2 separate regions of the Homo sapiens genome follow, and region 1 is linked to region 2. Evidence: chromatin contacts called from ENCODE Hi-C or POLR2A ChIA-PET data. All regions are on one chromosome and are shown on one strand. The core of a region is the stretch at or near the end of the contact, and the rest is flanking DNA. Distances in the headings are between cores, read along the strand shown. Region 1 holds the start of C16orf54 (chromosome 16 open reading frame 54). Region 2 holds the start of TMEM219 (transmembrane protein 219).

What was found. A loop is a pair of places that touch in the nucleus more often than their neighbours do. ChIA-PET counts read pairs that join two places held with the same protein, here RNA polymerase II (POLR2A). Pooled maps may share reads with other maps.
Region 1: a loop to region 2 is called in a pooled map, with 6 times the contacts of the local background. The contact joins the promoter of C16orf54 here to the promoter of TMEM219 in region 2. A Hi-C loop is called at or near these places in 1 of 37 single-sample maps with no recorded cell type and 8 of 50 pooled maps. POLR2A ChIA-PET finds 5 or more read pairs at or near these places in 8 of 52 experiments (CD4-positive, alpha-beta T cell, CD4-positive, alpha-beta memory T cell, WTC11 and 5 more).

What each region holds. Positions count from the first base shown.
Region 1 is chr16:29,744,264-29,747,990 of GRCh38, reverse strand. C16orf54 (chromosome 16 open reading frame 54) reads left to right here and starts at 2,001. Exons shown (of 2, transcript NM_175900.4): 1 at 2,001-2,080; 2 at 3,040-3,727. The coding sequence starts at 3,040. The coding sequence ends at 3,714. It overlaps LOC124903673 (a long non-coding RNA gene), which reads right to left and starts at 2,744. Exons shown (of 2, transcript XR_007065046.1): 1 at 2,606-2,744; 2 at 1-15. RefSeq lists enhancers at 1,065-1,134, 1,662-1,711.
Region 2 is chr16:29,960,103-29,963,488 of GRCh38, reverse strand. TMEM219 (transmembrane protein 219) reads right to left here and starts at 1,410. Exons shown (of 6, transcript NM_001083613.2): 1 at 1,357-1,410; 2 at 181-382; 3 at 1-89. The coding sequence starts at 345. RefSeq lists a silencer at 1,128-1,577 and an enhancer at 1,928-2,037.

The sequences.
Region 1 (3,727 bases), core at 752-3,251, 220 kb after region 2:
AAAATATCTCAAGCACTGATGTTAGGAGCAGTTTAGGGAGGGTCAGAATCTTGTAGCCTCCAGCTGCATGACTCCTAAACCATAATTTCTAATCCTATGGCTAGTGTTAGTCTAGTCCCCAGGCAAGAAGGTCTGCTTTGGGAAAGGGCTGTTACTGTCTTTGTTTAAACTATAAACTACAAACTAAGTTTCTCCCAAAGTTAGTTCAGCCTACGCCCAGGAATAAACAAAGACAGCTTGGAGGTTAGAAGCAAGGTGGAGTCAGTTAAGTTAGATCTCTTTCTTTGCAAAGGCGGTTTCCCCCGGACTCTCCATCTCCAGCTCCTCCCAGCAGGGCTCAAAACCACCAGGATGGGGCAGTCTGACGGAGACTGTCTTTTCATTCATTTATTTATTTAATTTATTTATTTTGAGACAGAGTCTCGCTCTGTTGCCCAGGCTGGAGTGGAATGGCACGATCTCGGCTCACTGCACCGGGTTCAAGCGATTCTCCTGCCTCAGCCTCCTGAGTAGTTGGGGTCATAGGCGTGCGGCACCACGCCCGGCTAATTTTTGTATTTTTAGTAGAGACGGGGTTTTGCCATGTTGGCCAGGCTGCTCCCAAACTCCTGACCTCAGGTGATCCACCCGCCTCGGTCTCCCAAAGTGCTGGGATTACAGGCATGAGCCACCTCGCCCAGCCCAGGGATTTCTATCTATTCTTCCACCACCCTGGCCACTACATGCTCACCCACACATACATTGGTCATGCGACTTTGGTCATGAAATCTCTTTTCTTTAAGCCTTACTTTTGTCATCTGTGGATGAGTCAAACTAGAGAATCTCAGAAAGTCACCTGGACTCCAGAGCCTGATGACATCTTGTCACACTCTGCTCCAGGCTCCTCCCACCCTCAGCAGCAGGAAAGAGGGACAGACATGAGGATGGTCAGGGTTTTGGAAACAGGCCCACGCCTGTTTTTATACCCTGGACTCCTCTCAGAGGCTTGACATTTTTGTTACCCAAGCCTCACCTCACTGATATTTTCCAACCAAAATGGGGGCTAAATGGTCTGAAGAGAGAGAGACTTATGTTAATTAAAAGTATGAGGCAGGGGCCAGTGTGGTAGCTCACACCTGTAATCCCAGCACTTTGGGAGGCTGAGGCAGGAGGATCTCTTGAGGCCAGGAGCTTGAGACCAGCCTGGGCAACATAGCAAGAGCCCATCTCTACCAGAAAAAAAAAAAAAAGGTGTGAAGCAAGCTGGCCAAGCAGGGGGTGCCTGTGGGGGCTGCATGGCAGGAGCAGATCTGGGGAGGCACCGTGGATAAGACAAGGCAGGATGGGGTGGGGCATCCTCCCAGGAGGAACGGGGGAGGCACCATGGTTCTCTGGGAATGTACGGGCTAAAGTCCCAGTGTCCTATTTCTTTTTCTTTTCTTTTCTTTTCTTTTTTTTTAAGACGGAGTCTCACTCTGTTGCCCAGGCTGGAGTGTGGTGGCACGATCTCAGCTCACTGCAACCTCCGAGTCCCGGGTTCAAGCGATTCTCCCTGCCTCAGCCGCCTGAGCAGCTGAGATTACAAGTGCCCGTCACCATGCCCAGCTAATTTTTGTATTTTTCAGTAGAGATGGGGTTTCGCCATGTTGGCAGGCTGGTCTCGAACTCCTGACCTCAGGTGACTTGCCCACCTTGACCTCCCAAAATGCTGGGATTACAGGGGTGAGCCACTGTGCCTGGCCCCGGCGTCCTCTTTCTCAGCTTTTCGGTGAATGTTCTGGGGCTCAGGGCCTGGCTATGGGGTGACACTAAGTTCAACAGAACCATTGCCCATTCCAGCCCCACCTTACCCCAGGAAAAGCCTCCTCACCGCAGTGACCACATCCCCTTGGGTTGCTTTGGAAACAAACACTCCCCAGGGGCAGACGAGTTGGGGCACAGTTGCCCAGCAACAGGCGGTGCCCTCCCTTCCGCCTTCATCCGAGGCCGGGCCTCTACGTCTGAGAGGCGGACCGCCCTGCACCCTCCAAGCCTGCACCTCTTAGTCCAGCACCAGGAAGAGTGGCTCTAGGAGGGAGAGGAGCCCAGGGACTGACCCAAGGTGAGTTGAGGGGTGCAGGAGGCCCCCTGCAGATGGAGGATGTGGGGGACAGAGAGGTGTGCAGAGACAAACGAGAGATAGAGACAGGCCAGAGCCTGGGCAAAGCTGGGGAGCCCAGGAGGGGTGCAGAGGCGCCTCCGGAGGCCTGGCCCGGCCCGGCCCGGCAGCAGATTCCGTGGAGCCTATGAGAGCAAGATCAAGTCCGAGGAGAATGGTGAGGGGCGAAGGAGCCTCAAGGGGCCAGCGGAGGTGCTGGCGGCAGGCGGTGGGGGAGACACACGCAGGGGAGCCAGTGGGAGGGGAGGTTCTCATTTCTTCACCCACCACTTCCTCTCTAGGTCTGAGCAAGACTTGAGGGGGCCGAGTGGGGAGGAAAGAAGCCCTTGAGACCTTTCTTGTCTGAGGCACCCTGGGGTCTGGGAGGGAAATGGGGATTCTGGAAAGGCCTGGAGAGCCAGGCAGGAGGGCCTGGCTGTGCCCCGAGGTAGGCTGCCTGTCCTCCCACCCCACCTGGCTCACGCTTACCCTTTCTGGTCCCTCTTGCTTCTCTGTCTCTCCAGAATGTTCTTTTTCATTTTTGAGAAAGGGTCTTGCTCTATTGCCCAGGCTGGAGGACAGTGGTGCAATCTGGGGTCACTGCAGCTTCAAACTCCTGGGCTCAAGTAATCCTCCCACCTCAGCTTCCTGTGTAGCTGGGACTACAGGTGTGAGCCACCACACCCAGCTAGTTTTTAAATTATTTTTAGAGATGAGGTTTCACTGTGTGTCCAGGCTGGTCTTGAACTCCTGGGCTCAAGTGATCCTCCCGCCTCGACCTCTCAAAGTGCTGGGATTCCAGGCATGAGCCCCCATGCCCAGCCCTTCTCCCAGGCTTTCCTGGACACCTGCTGCCTCTCTCTCATCTTGGTTGTGCCCCCTCTGCCTCATTTACTTCCTCTTCTCACCCCTGTGTCTCTCAGATGCCGTTGACTCCAGAGCCGCCCTCTGGGCGCGTGGAGGGGCCCCCCGCATGGGAAGCAGCCCCATGGCCCTCACTGCCCTGTGGGCCCTGCATCCCCATCATGCTGGTCCTGGCCACCCTGGCTGCGCTCTTCATCCTCACCACCGCTGTGTTGGCTGAACGCCTGTTCCGCCGTGCTCTCCGCCCAGACCCCAGCCACCGTGCACCCACCCTGGTGTGGCGCCCAGGAGGAGAGCTGTGGATTGAGCCCATGGGCACCGCCCGAGAGCGCTCTGAGGACTGGTATGGCTCTGCGGTCCCCCTGCTGACAGATCGGGCCCCTGAGCCTCCCACCCAGGTGGGCACTTTGGAGGCCCGAGCAACAGCCCCACCTGCCCCCTCAGCCCCAAATTCTGCTCCCAGCAACTTGGGCCCCCAGACCGTACTGGAGGTCCCAGCCCGGAGCACCTTCTGGGGGCCCCAGCCCTGGGAGGGGAGGCCCCCCGCCACAGGCCTGGTGAGCTGGGCTGAACCCGAGCAGAGGCCAGAGGCCAGCGTCCAGTTTGGGAGCCCCCAGGCCAGGAGGCAGCGGCCAGGGAGCCCGGATCCTGAGTGGGGCCTCCAGCCACGGGTCACCTTGGAGCAGATCTCAGCTTTCTGGAAGCGTGAAGGCCGGACCAGTGTGGGGTTCTGAATCCCCAGGGTTC
Region 2 (3,386 bases), core at 161-2,660:
ACGTGAGACCCTCGCCACTTCCCTGTGACTGTCCCATTCCTGGGACACAGGGTCAGCTGGCCAAAAGATCTCAAAAAAGAGACCCAGTCCTGTGAGCAAAAGAAGACGGGTGAGATGAGATTAGCAGCAAAAGCCTGTCTAGGTTGGAAGGAAGAGCGGGTACGGGGGTGGGGAACTTACCTGGGGGATGTCAGGGCTGCGCAGGCCAGTCCTGTGGGTGAGGAGGAAGCTGCCAAGGCCCAGGCCAGAGAGGCCAAGGAGCAGCAGGATCAAAGTGGCACAGACCAGAGGTGGGTGGTGGGCCAGACACAGGTGCAGGTTGTGCCCTGCCTGGCAGTTGCCCATGGGGAGCAGAGGGGGCTGAGCCTCCGGGGAGAGCCTGCTGGAAGACAGGGAGGGAGAATGGGACAAGAGCACCGCTTTTACGCAAAGAGAAAAGAAAGCTCAGAGAAGACAAAGGACTTCCCAAGGCCACACAGTAAGTGGCAGAGCCAGAACAAGAATCCAAGGTTCCCGACTCCAAAAGTTCAACTCCCTGCACTGCTGGATAAATATTTGCTGCATTTCATTTCTGAAGTAATCTAAGTGGAGGCAGAGCAGTGTACTCCGTGCTGGAAGAAGGAAACTGAAAGGGAGACTTCTCAGCTGGAGAAACAGGAAGCACTGTTCTGGGGCGAGGATTTGGCTGAGGAATAGTTCCAGCCAGAGCCCAGACAAGGGAAGACTCTGGAGAAGAACTCCACTGTGCAGCTAAACGGCTAGATCTGAATCCCTTTCTGTTATTCACTGACTCTGTGAGCTTAAGAATCCATGAAATGGGAGTTCTGAGAACACCAAGTAATAAGGATTAAACGTGGCGGATGAAGCAGTCTGCGTGGTATTTGGCCATGCAGGAATTCAACAAATGTCCACTTCCTTTCTCTTTCTCGTACAGATCCTCAAAACCGGGTAAGGCGAGGCAAAAAATACTGTGAGGGAAACTGAGGCTCGCGGACTTTAACACAGGAGGGGTAGGGCCAAGATCTGAACCCCGCCTCCTGCTTCCAAGTGGGGTGCTCCTTCCCACGCAAGGTGCGACGGCCTGATGGAAAAGAACTTCTGGAAGGCGAAGAGATAAACAGGGGTCGGGGGAAAAGAAGGGAGCCACGGAAATGTAGGTGTCACAAATGCTCAGCCCTGCCCCGCCTCCCGTCCGGCTGGAAGGGGGTTAAAGGGAGGGGAGGGCAGAGTCTGAGGGTCCGCCGCCGCTGGTGCACCTGAGCACCCCCTCCCCGGAAAGCCCCCGCCCCGAACGATTGCAACGCCCTCGTCCCCTCCCGGTCTCGCGCGTCGGATCCGCCAGCCGCTCGCTCTTACCCCTCGGGGCCGGGCGGAGGCCGGCGCCCCCCGCGACGTCACGAGCGGGGCCGCGAGGGGGCGGGGTCCGTGCTCTGCGCTTCCGTCCCCGACCCTCCTCCTCGCGCGGCCCCGCCCCGCGGCCGGGTCCGCATGCGCAGTGGCCACGCGGGCGCCAGCCTCGCAGCTCACCGCCAGGGTGGGGGCGTACCAAAGGGACACCCAAGGAAGGAGCCACCAGAAAGGAAAACCTCCGTGGGAGGGGTGGAAACGGGAGCGAGGCCAGGGAGCAAGTGCGAGAAACGTCGCAGAACCCGTAGGCTCCCTCCAGAGAGACTGGCGAGAACTGCCCCAGAAGCTTGTCGCGGGCATTTTTGGGCTGTGCGTCCCCTACCCGCGCCAATAGCACAGACCAGCCGCGCCCGGGTTCCCGGTGAGGACTCGGCATCCGCTCAGAGTTGCAGGGCTGCCACTTGAGGACTCTGTCCACTGGGGCTGGGAGTGGTGTTTTGGACTCCGCTCTTCTGTGCACCCCGATCTGCACCTTTCTCGTGGACCCTGACTTTTAGTGACTCCTTAATGTATAGGATGCTGGAGCTGAAGAGTTGCTCAGTAGAGAGCATCTCAGTTCACTTCTGCCCAAGTTTTGGAGGTGAGAACATCTGACTGGAGGTAGCATGACACATGGAGCCAGGAACTTTGGGTTCAAATCCTGACTGTCCGTACCCTCGCATAAGCCATAGCCGCGCTCTCAGGGGACTAAGCTTACCCCTCTACTAAAGAGGATCATCCTATCTATCTCACCGGTTGGATCAGAAGCTTAAAGGGTAAAATGTGGGAAAACATGGGCCCAGTGCCCACTAAGCACACAGGACAGATGCTACTTGAAACGGAATCTATTTAATTCGACTGTGGCTTCCTTAAGGCAGAGGCCATGTCGTTTGTATCAACAGCCACAAAAGTTTGTGGCACAAAACCTTCGCATATACAAATGATTTTTTTTTTTTTTGAGACGGGGTCTCAGTCTGTCGCCAGGCTGGAGTGTAGTGGCGCGATCTCGACTCACTGCAACCTCCGCCTCCCGGATTCAAGCTATTCTTCTGCCTCAGCCTTCCGAGTAGCTGGGACTACAGGCGCACGCCACCACGCCCAGCTAATTTTTGTATTTTTAGTAGAGACGAGGTTTCACCATGTTGGCCGGGATGGTCTTGATCTCTTGACTTCGTGGTCTGCCCGCATCGGCCCCCCAAAGTGCTGGGATTACAAGCGTGAACCACCACACCCGGCCGATTTTTTTTTTTTTTTTTTTTTTTTTTTGACAGAGCCTTGCTCTGTCATCGCCCAGGCTGGAGTTCAGTGGCACAATCAAAGCTCGCTGCAGTCTGGACGTCTTGGGCTCAAGAGATCCTCCCGCCTTAGCCTCCTGGGTAGTTGAGACAGCCGGTAGTCACACGCCACCCACCATGCCCAGCTAACTTTTGCATTGTGTGTAGAGACGGGGTTTTGCCATTTGCCATGTTGCCCAGGCATGTCTCGAACTCCTGACCTCAAGCAGTCCTCTCGCCTCGGCCTCCCAAAGTGCTGGGATTACAGGCGTGAGCCACTGTGCCCTGACTAGTCAAATGATTTTTGACAAGGGTGCTGTGGGCGTTCAGTAGAGAAAAGAGTCTTTTCTGTGCATCGAAGGACACAACAGGCTGGGCACGGTGGCTCAAGCCTGTAATCCTAGCACTTTGGGAGGCCGAGGCGGGTGGATCACCTGAGGTCAGGAGTTTGAGACCAGCCTGGCCAACATGGTGAAACCCCATCTCTACTAAAAGTACAAAATTAGCCAGGCATGGTGCCGGGCGCCTATAATCCCAGCTACTCCGGAGGCTAAGGCTGGAGAATCGCTTGAACCTGGGGAGTGGAGGTTGCAGTGAGCTGAGATTGCACCACTTCACTCCAGCCTGGGCAAAAGATCAAAACTCTGCCCCACAAAAAACAAAAACAAAAAAAGGAAAGGACAGTGAAAAGGCAACCAACAGAATGAGAGGAAATATCAAATCATA